Regions from separate parts of the Homo sapiens genome. Here region 2 is linked to region 1. Evidence: read pairs that join two places in POLR2A ChIA-PET (ENCODE). Cell type or tissue: HepG2. All regions are shown on one strand. Links, peaks and the distances in the headings refer to the core of each region. The heading gives the core; the rest is flanking DNA. Region 1 has its middle 15 kb from the start of CHP2. Region 2 has its middle 25 kb from the start of LINC01567.

Region 1 (5,384 bases), core at 213-5,212:
TGAGATGGAGTCTCACTGTGTCACCCAGGCTGCAGTGCAGTGGTGCGATCTCGGGTAACTGTAGCCTTTGCCTCCCATGCTCAAGTGATTCTCCTGCCTCAGCCTCCCGAGTAGCTGGGATTACAAGTGTGCACCACCACACCCAGCTAATTTTTGTATTTTTAGTAGAGACAGGGTTTCACCATGTTGTCCAGGCTGGTCGTGAACTCCTGACCTCAAGTGATCCACCTGCCCTGGCCTCCCAAAGTGCTGGGAATACAGGCATGAGCCACTGCTCCTGGCCACATTCTGTTGTATTTTTAACAGAAAAGATAGCATATTATTCACAATCATGCATATTGTTCTACAACTAGCTTTTTCATGTGACATATCTTGGAGATCTTCCTATATGAGTTTGTAGAAAGGTTTCTCCCTTCCTTCTTTCTTGCCTTCCTCTCCTTCCTTCCTTCCTTTCTTCCTTCCATCCTTCCTTCCCTCCTTCCATCCTTCCTTCCTTCCTTCCCTCCTTCCTTCCCTCCTTCCTTCCTTCCTTCCTTCCTTCCTTCCTTCCTTCCTTCCTTCCTTCCTTCCTTCCTTCCTTCCCTCCTTCCCTCCCTCCCTCTCTCCCTCCCTCCCTCCATCCCTCCCTCCCTCCCTCCCTCCCTCCCTTCCTTCCTTCCTTCTTTCCTTCTTCTCTCTCCTTCCCTCTTTCTTACAGCTTCATTTTATTTCATGGTACTGTACTTTATTTAACCTGATGGACACTTGGATGGTTTCTGTTTCCTTTTTTTTCTTTTTTTTGGCTAGGTAAAAAACCAATTTTGCATCAGATAACCTTGTGCACATATCATTTTACAAACATGCGAGTGTTTCTGTAGGGTTAATTCTTAGAAGTTGGATTGCTGAGTCTAGGAGTCCATATAATATATTTGGGATTTTAATGGATAGTATCCACATGACCTCTGCAGGAGTTATACCAATGAACACAACCCTCTACAGGGAGAAACTGAAATGAGAGTGCCTAGGTCCTGAGAGCCTCACCACCAGTATATTTTTCCAACTTCAGAATTCTTTTTTCTATTCTCAGAAATTAAAAATGGTATCTCCGTGTAATTTTAATTTGTGTTTCTCTTAAGGCTGAAGTCAAATTAGATGCTTAGTTTTATGTATGTATGTATGTATGTATGTATGTATGTATATATGTATGTATGTATGTATGAATTTGTTTACTTATTTATTTTTGAGACAGTCTTGCTCTATCACCCAGGCTGGAGTGCGTTAGTGCAATCTCGGCTCACTGCTTCTGGTTTCAAGTGATTCTCGTGCCTCAGCCTCCTGAGTAGTTGGGATTATAGGCGTGTGCCACCACATCCAGCTAATTTTTTGTATTTTTAGTAGAGACAGGGTTTTTCTATGTTGGCCAGGCTGGTCTTGAACTCCTGGACTCCGCTGATTGGACCAGGCGTGGACACTTGATCCCAGCTAAGCCAAGTAGATCTATTCTCTTTAAAATCTGAATTGATGGCGAGCGGGTTTGGGAACCCTGGAGTGGTAAGATACTGTAGGATCTGGGTCAGAGTTGATGCTGTGGAACCCAAAGTCAAGGGCAACTCTGTTTTTTTTTAGGAGATGGGATCTCACTGTTGCCCAGTCTGTTCTCAAACTCCTAGCCTTGAGGGATTCTCCTGCCTCGGCTTCCCAAAGTACTGGGCTCACAGGCATGAACCACTGCACCCAGGCACTAAGTCAAGGGCAAGTCCAAGTTACGGAGGAGACGGACTGTGGGAGCCTTTTAGAGGACACTGACTTACAGAGAAAAAAGAGAAATACCCAGAAAGAGAGAAGCAGAGAGGGAGATGATCTGCACCCAAAGACAGACAGACAGAGAGAGAGAGAACAAGAGAGAGCCAGAGTGCCAGGTAGCTGGTTAGCTGAACTTCTTGCTCTAGGTTTCCATGAAATTCCTCTGATCCTTATACTAAAATACGTTCTTTATAATGTATTTCATTTCCTTCAACAAATCCCCAGCATTTGGATGAGAAATATATAGAATGCATGCATATACATTGCTGGTGGAAGTGTAAAATCATATAAATACTTTGGAAAACAGTTGGGCATTATCTCTTCAAGTTGAATATAGCCACCCTCCATATCTGTGGGTTCTGTATCTGTGGTTTCAACCAACCTTGGATTGAAAATATTCGGGAGAAAAACTCATAAAAAATAACAATACAACAATAAAAAATAATACCAAGAGGGCAGGCGTGGTGGCTCATACCTGTAATCCCAGCACTTTGGGAGGCCAAGGTGGGTGGATCACTTGAGGTCAGGAGTTCGAAACGAGCCTGGCCAACATGGTGAAACCCCGTCTCTACTAAAAATACAAAAATTATCTGGGCATGGTGGCTAATGCTTGTAATTCCAGTTACTTGAGAGGCTGAGGCTGGAGAATCGCTTGAACCTGGGAGGGGAGGCCTCAGTAAGCCAAGATCATGCCACTACACTCAAGTGACAGAGCGAGACTCTGTCTTTAAAAAACAAACAAACAAGCAGTCAACATAAGAATGTGCTTTTTTTTTTTTTTTTTTTTTTTTGACAGTCACCCTGTGACACTCACTCTGTCACCCAGGCTGGAGTGCAGTGATGTGAACATAGCTCACTGTAACCTTGAACTCCTGGGCTCAAGGACTCAAGCAATCCTTTCAGCTCAGCCTCCCTAGTCACTGGAACTACAGGTACACCACCATGCCTGGTCATTTTTAGATTTTTTTGTATAGATGGGGTCTCACTATGTTGCCTGGGCTGTTCTTGAACTCCTTGAACTTAAGGGATCTTCCTGCTTTGGCCTCCCAAAGTGCTGGGATTACAAGTGTGAGCCACCATGCTTGGTCTAAAATATGCACTTCTAAGGAATACATATAAAATGAACTAAACATAAATAGGAAAGCAAGAGAATGATGAATATGGGATTCAGAACGATGGCTCCCTACTTGGGGAAACCATGTGGTTAGAGGTTGGCTACTGCTAAGTTCCTAGCTTTTGTTTTTAGTGAGTGGTTTTGCGGATGCTGAATACCTTATTAAAAACTGCTAACTAACAACATAAAGGCAGGCCATACACGAAACACTGATAAGAGTATGCCTTGAGCCAAGGGTATTCATTATCATGAATAATCCAATTCTACGAACCTGATGTTCAAACAGAAAAAGAAATATAAAGGAGAGTGACTTTTAACAATCTTTAATAAATTTTATTACTGGTTAAAGGTACAAAAATGTTGACATGTGTTAACTCTTATATCCTCTTCTCCAATTTTATATTTTATGATGGTTACTACTAAAAAGCAATGCAGGCTGAGAGAAGTGGCTCACCCCTGTAATCCCAGCGCTTTGGGAGGCTAAGGTGGGCGGATCACTTAAGGTCAAGAGTTAGAGACCAGCCTGGCCAACATGGTGAAACCCCATCTCTACTGAAAATACAAAAACTAGTGGGGCATGGTGGTGCACCTGTAGTCCTGGCTACTCAGGAGGCTGAGGCAGGAGAATTGTTTGAACCCAGGAGATGGAGGTTGCAGTGAGTTGAGATCATGCCATTGCACTCCAGCCTGGGCAACAGAGCAAGACTCTGTCTCACAAAAAAAAAAAAAAAAAAAAAAAAAGAAAAAAAAACCCAACGCAGAGTGGTATCAAACAATAGCCATAGTAACAGCTTTCGTTTTTTAGTGCATGCTGTGTACCAGATGCTGTGATAAGCCAATCACAGGCATTTATGTCATTTACTCCTGAACACATTCTTAGGTACCAGCTACTATTTTTCCCCTCCATTTACAATACCGTTAAGGAAACTAAAGTTCAGAGAGATTTAGTGAATTGCCTTAGGCTACATGACATATGGGCCAACACCCCATTAATTACACTTTTTTTTTTTTGAGACAATCTTGCTCTGTTGCCCAGGTTGGGGTGTAGTGGCATGATCTTGGCTCACTGCAACCTCTGCCTCCTGGGTTTAAGCGAATCTCGTGCTTCAGCCTCCCAGATAGCTGGGATTACAGGTGCACACCACCACGCCCAGCTAATTTTTGTATTTTTAGTAGAGACGAGGTTTCACCATGTTGGCCAGGCTGGTCTTGAACTCCTGATCTCAAGTGATCCGCCTGCCTCAGCTTCCCAAAGTGTTGGGATTACAGGCGTGAGCCACCACTCCCAGCCAATTACAGACAATTAATATAACAATTATGTGCAACATGCAAACGTCTTTTTTTTCTTTCTTTCTTTCTTTTGTTTTTGTGAGATGGAGTCTTGCTCTCTTGCCAGGCTGGAGTGCAGTGGTAGGAATCTCCACTTGCTGCAACCTCCACCTCCCAGGTTCAAGTGATTCTCCTGCCTCAGCCTCCCCAGTACTGGTATTACAGGCGTGTGCCACCATCCCGGCAGCATTGTGTTTTTCATACAGATGGGGTTTCACCATGTTGGCCAGGCTGGTCTCGAACTCCTGACCTCAGGTGATCCATCCACCTTGACCTCCCAAAATGCTGGGATTACAGGTGTGAGCCACCACGCTTGGCTGGAAACATCTTTTTTATCCTCAAATACCATTTAGAATCAATACAACTCAATTTGTAATCCTATTCTGCCCTCCCCCACCAAAAAAAAAAAAGATAAATTCCATCCCTATCTCTGTAGAACAAAAATGTACCTGTCGTACCTGGGGTGATCCCTTATTGATATCAAAGGTTTTTAGGTGTCTTTTCAGTTTCCCTGTCAAGGCACATTGGGAAATTCATGCCTGAATCTCTAGTAACATCTGTCTTGCCAGGAGTCAGCCAAGTGTGCCTGCCAAACCCTGCCTGCTGCCTGTTTTTGTGTGGTCTGTGGGCTAAGATAGTTTTTGCATTTTTTAATGATCAGAAAAAACCAAAAGGAGAATGGTATTTTGTGACATGTGAGAATTATATGAAATTCAGATTTCAGGGTCTGTAAATAAAGTTGTGTTGGAACTCTTATTCCTTTGTCTATTGTCTATGCTACTTTTGCCCTGCAGAGCAGAGCTGAGTAGATGTAATACAGACCGTACAGCCTGCAAAATTAAAATATTTACTATCTGTCCCTTTGCAGAAAATGTTGGCTGATCCCTGTCTTATACTAACAAATTCACACATAGTAGCATATCCATTGCAAAATAACTTCAAGTTTAATTTTTTTTTTTTTGCTGTTGTTGAGATAATTGCCATTTGTTTTGTGCCAGGGTTAGAGACATTGAGTACTTTTGGAGGAGATTCTTGGAGTGAACATTTTTTTCTTCCCAAAGAACTAACAAATGCCAGTTTGTGAAAACCATATAGTCACCATAACATTGTGGAATGTTGATAGTTGGTTTTGTTTCTAATGCAAATTGTTGTATCTATT
Region 2 (5,384 bases), core at 259-5,258, 910 kb after region 1:
GAGGCTTGGCCCCGTCTTCCCTTGAGTCAACATCTTCCTCTAATAATACTTCTGTAGTGGACATTCTATCTGATTCTGTACTGTCCCTTCCACCACCCCTCCCCGCCGCCCCATTAGTAGCAACAATACAGTGGGGAAGAATTTACAAGTCTAGGCCACACACGGACACTGATCCTATGCCGAATTTGACTTCCAAATAATGTTTCTGTCTCTGCACCACTTACTCCAGAATCTAAGTCCTGGGAGGAAGGATCTAATTGCTCAGCTTCACAGCTAACTTCTTGAACTTGGCTCCTTCAGCTTCCATAGTGGATGATGAGATGAGAGGGGCGACAAGTGACTTAGACAGCCCTCTTGTCAGACCTAATCACAGTACATAATTCTCCCAGCAGGAACACTGGTGCAAATAAGAGGGCAGGCAATTCTAGATCATCGCTGGGTTTTGTTTGTTTTGTTTCTTATCTTTAATTTTTTTTTTTTTTTTTTTTTTTGAGACAGAGTCTCGCTCTGTCGCCCAGGCTGGAGTGCAGTGGCGCGATCTTGGCTCACTGCAAGCTCTGCCTTCCGGATTCACGCCATTCTCCTCCCTCAACCTCCCCAGTAGCTGGGACTACAGGCGCCCGCCACCACGCCCAGCTAATTTTTTTTTGTATTTTTAGTAGAGACAGGGTTTCACCGTGTTAGCTTGTTTTGTTTTTTGAGACAGGGTCTCACTCTGTCCACCAGGCTGGAGTGCAGTGGTGCAATCACAGCTCACTGCATCCTTAACCTCCTGGGCTCAAGTAATCCTCCCGCCCCGGCCAAGAAGAAGCTGGGACTACAGGTGCATACTGCCACACCCAGCTAATTTTTAAATATTTTGTAGAGATAGGGTTTCACTACGTTGCCCAGGCTGGTCTTAAACTCCTAGGCTCAAGCGATCCTCCCGCATCAGCCTCCAAAGTAGCTAGGACTACAGGTTCATGACACTACACCAGGCTAATTTGGTTTTTTTTTGTGGGTTTTTTTTGTTTGTTTTTTGTAGAGTCAAGGTCTCACTATGCTGCCCAGGCTGGTCTCAAACTCCTAGTCTCAAGCAATCTGCCTGCCTTGGCCTCCCAAACTGCTGGGATTACAGGCATGAGCCACCACACCCAGCCCATCACTATTGAATAGAATAATAACACAAACCACACACGTAATTGTAAATATTCTAGTTGCCACACTTTTAAAAGGTAAAAAGAAACAGATGAAATTAATTTTAACATTACAATTTATTGAACCTAACATTTCTAAAATATCTTCATGTCAACCTGAAATCAATATAAAAATTTGTAATGAGATATATTCCTTACTTCCTGTTGTTATTCTAAATCTTTGACATCCAGGGTGTATTTTACACTTACAGTACAGCTGTCATTGAAAACATTTGATCTGTATTTATAGTTACAGTTGAAAAAGTAGAACAGCATATGCAGGTTGTTCCAAAGATACTTAAATATTTTCCAAGTATCAAAAAATCACTTTCCTGTATTATTCACTTCCACATTGGTGAAGCTAGTTCATCTTTATTGGAATAGTGGTTTGACTTTGAAGCAAAAGCATATCAGTTTTAAAACTACTTCTGTCCAGGCTGGGCACAGTGGCTCATGCCTATAATCCCAGCACTTTAGGAGGCTGAGGCGGATGGATCATTTGAGGTCAGGAGTTCAAGACCAGCCTGGCCAACATGGTGAAACCCCATCTCTATTAAAAATACAAAAATTAGTCCGGTGGTAGTGGTGCATGCCTGTAATCCCAGCTACTCAGGAAGCTTGAGCCTGGGAGGCAGAGGTTGCAGTGAGCCAAGATCACGCCACTGCACTCCAGCCTGGGCAACAGAGTGAGACCCTGTCTCAAAAAAAAAACAAAAAACAAAAAACAAAAACCTACTTCTGTCCGAGTTATAGCAATTCACCAATCCTCATGTCAACTCAGTATTAACATGGAATGTAAAAGGATGCTGTATAAATTGAAAAGTAACTCTAAAGTTTGTCAATATCAACAATATTCTTCAAATTTTTCTTGTAAGTTTTGCAGATAATTTACATAATACTGGTGATTACCATTAAAAATATTTTGCAGCCAGGCGCGGTGGCTCATGCCTGTAATCCCAGCACTTTGGGAGGCCGAGGTGGGGAAGATCACTTGAGCTCAGGAGTTCGAGACCAACCTGGGAAACATGACAAGACCCTGTATCTACAAAAAAAAAAAAAAAAAAAAAAAAAAAAAAAAATTAGCAGGCCATGATGGTGCGTGCATCTGTAGTCCCAGCTACTTGAGGGGCTGAGGTGGGAGGATCACTTGAGTCTGGGAGGCAGAGGTTGCCGTGAGCCAAGATAATGCCACTGCACTTCAGCCTGGGCAACAGAGCAAAACCCTGTCTTAAAAAATATATATTTTGCATATTGATTCATGTTAAAAATATGCAGAATCATTACTATTGATTTGTATTATGAAATGTTTTCATTTCAATGTAAATTCTTATACTTTTCCAGCTAGGTCACAGGTTTTTCTTTCTTTAGAGCTTGGAATTTATCTCATTTCATATACACTATGATATTGCTGAGAAAACTTAAGTCACACTGCCATGTTTATCTTTGATTATTAAATATTTGGCAAGCATTCCCTTTGTTTCAAGAAAATCTTGAATTGGAATTGACAGTACAGTAAATCTTTGTAAAACTCTTCCATGACTCAACCAATGAACATTGGCGAAGACCCAAGATCACCCCATTCATTGCCTTCTATTTCTTTCAAAAATCCCATGCACTGGTGGTGATTCACAGCATTTGTATGTATACACTGAACAGTTTTAACAACTGTACCCATGACACTTTCCATGGAGCCTGCTTCCAAAAGCAGCACAAATATTTTCAGTATTTATCATACAGTGGGATGAAGCAATAAGGGAAACATCAGTCTCTTGTTTTGAAACTCCAATAAAACCAGATTTTTGACCAAACATAGCTGGAGGACCATCTGGCATGATAGAAACTAATTTTTTCATATCTAAGTGAAATTTTTTTGGTCAGATGTAAAAGATGTTTTTAAAATCTATGCTACACTTTGGTAAGCCATGAATTGACAAGGTTTTTTCATAAATTTGGAAGACCTTTTTGAATAAATATACCCAGGCTATTAGTTGGGTGGTATCTCATGGCATGACTCAGCTAAATTGTGCAATTTTCCAAAATTTGAATCCATTTAGCTTTAATACGTTCTTTCATTCTATGGGCAATTGTTTGGTGGCTTAATTGCAGATTATTCACTTTCTGTAAAATCTTTATTTTTATTTATTTATTCATTTATTTTGAGACAGAGTTTCCCTCTATTTCCCAGGCTGGAGTGTGGTGGTGCGGATTGACCCCACTCCAGTTTTGACCTCCTGGGCTCAGTGATCCTCCCACCTCAGCCTCCTCCCCAGTAGCTGGGACTACAGGGGTGCACCACCACACTCAGCCATTTTTTTCTATTTTTCGTAGAGACAGGGGTTCACCATGTTGCCCAGGATGATCTCACACTCCGGTGCTCAAGCAATCTGCCCACCTTGGCCTCCCAAAGTGCTGGGATTACAGGTGTGAGCCACCACGCCAGCCTAAAATATCTTTTTAGTCTTTTCCTCATAATTTTCTAACAAAATTTTTACAACTTAAATAATTTTTTTACCATCTTTCCATTAAAAATTGTGTACATGTGTATACGCGCATGCATGCAAGAATCCTAGTCATTTTTATAGCTGGCCAAAGTTATAATCTCTAATCCTGATAAAATAAAATCTATTTAAAAGGTTTTTGCTCAACATTTTATTCTGATTTCAACTAACTAATTTCATTGGGTTTTCTCATTGTGGTAAAATATACACAACATAAAATTTACTATTTTAATCATCTGTAGGTATACATCTCCATGGCATTAAGTACATTCACACTGCTGTGAACCATCACCACCGTCCATCTCTACAACTTTATCTTCCCACACTGAAATTCTGACCCCATTAAACACTAACTCCCCCTTTCGCCCAGGCTGGAGTGCAGTGGTGTGATCTTGGCTCACTGCAACCTCTGCCTCCTGGGTTCAAGGGATTCTTCTGCCTCAGCCTCCTGAGTAGCTGAGATTACAGGCACGCGCCACCATGCCTGGCTAATTTTTGTATTTTTAGTAGAGATGTGTTTTCACCATGTTGGCCAGGCTGGTCTCGAACTCCTGACCTCAAATGATCAGCTGTCTCAGCCTCCCAAAGTGCTGGGATTGCAGGCGTGAGCCACTGCACCCAGCCTATTTTCTATATCTATGAGTTTGACTACTCTAGGAAATTCATATGTGTAGAACCATACAGTATTTATCCTCTTTTGTTGGGCTTATTTCACTTAGCATAATGTCTTCACGGTTCATCCATATTGTAACAAGTGTCAGAATTTCCTTCTTTCTTAAGACCATATACTATCCATTCATCTGTTGATGACCATTGGGGTAATTTTCACCTTTTGGCTATTGGGAATAATGCTGCCATGAACTTGAGTGTACAAGCATCTATTTGAGTTCCTGCTTTCAGTTCTTCTTGATATATACTAAGAAGTGAAATTGCTGGATCCATGGTATTTCTTTAATTTTTGAGCAATTGTACCACTTTCCACAGCAACTTTTTTTTTTTTTTTGAGATGGAGTCTCGCTCTGTCGCCCAGGCTGGAGTGCAGTGGCACAATCTTGGCTCACTGCAACCTCCAACCCCCAGTTCAAGCGATTCTCCTGCCTCAGCCTCCCAAGTAGCTAGGACTACAGGTGCCCACCACCACGCCTGGCTAATTTTTTGTATTTTTAGTAGAGACGGGGTTTCACCGTGTTAGCCAGGATGGTCTCGATCTCCTGACCTCATGATTCACCCGCCTTGGCCTCCCAAAGTGCTGGGATTACAGGCGTGAGCCACCGCGCCCGGCCCACAGCAACCATTTTACAGTCCCACCAGCAAGGCACAAGGGTGGAAGTTTTCTAGTTTGTCTGCATCTTCACCAACACTTGTTTCCTGTGCCGTTTTGTTTTGTTGGTAATCGCCATCCTAATGGGTATGAAGTGGTATTCTGAGGTTTGGATTTGCAGTCTCCTAGTGTCAAGGGATGTTGAGCATCTTTTCATGTGCTTCGTTAGTTCTTTCTTGAATGTGGAGAAAAACTTATCAAACTCACTATGTATTTGCTGAAAATGTCTCAATAGTTTCCACCTTATTCTCATAAAATTTTTTTTCACAACCAACATGCAGCTTTTTTGTTTCACTCTACCACAGCAAGTTGCAACTGTCATCCATCATGAAATCGGTGGCACATCTTCCTACAGTTTCTTAAGCGTTTCCCTTTTTAAAATTGACAAGC

What was found. ChIA-PET counts read pairs that join two places held together with the same protein. Peaks named below come from ENCODE experiments on the same cell type or tissue, not always from the same donor. Only the 100,000 strongest peaks of a DNase experiment are listed, where the experiment ranks them.
Region 2: POLR2A ChIA-PET joins it to region 1 with 9 read pairs; 1 of 35 experiments calls an interaction of 5 or more read pairs at or near these places.

What each region holds. Positions count from the first base shown.
Region 1 is chr16:23,737,049-23,742,432 of GRCh38, forward strand. No RefSeq gene overlaps it. Among named protein-coding and RNA genes, the nearest start is that of CHP2, 15 kb to the right of the region's middle. In HepG2, for the core only: no CTCF peak of the experiment used is centred there; a DNase peak (open chromatin) is centred at 2,653.
Region 2 is chr16:24,643,614-24,648,997 of GRCh38, forward strand. It overlaps a transcript of TNRC6A not described here. Among named protein-coding and RNA genes, the nearest start is that of LINC01567, 25 kb to the right of the region's middle. In HepG2, for the core only: no CTCF peak of the experiment used is centred there; a DNase peak (open chromatin) is centred at 2,798.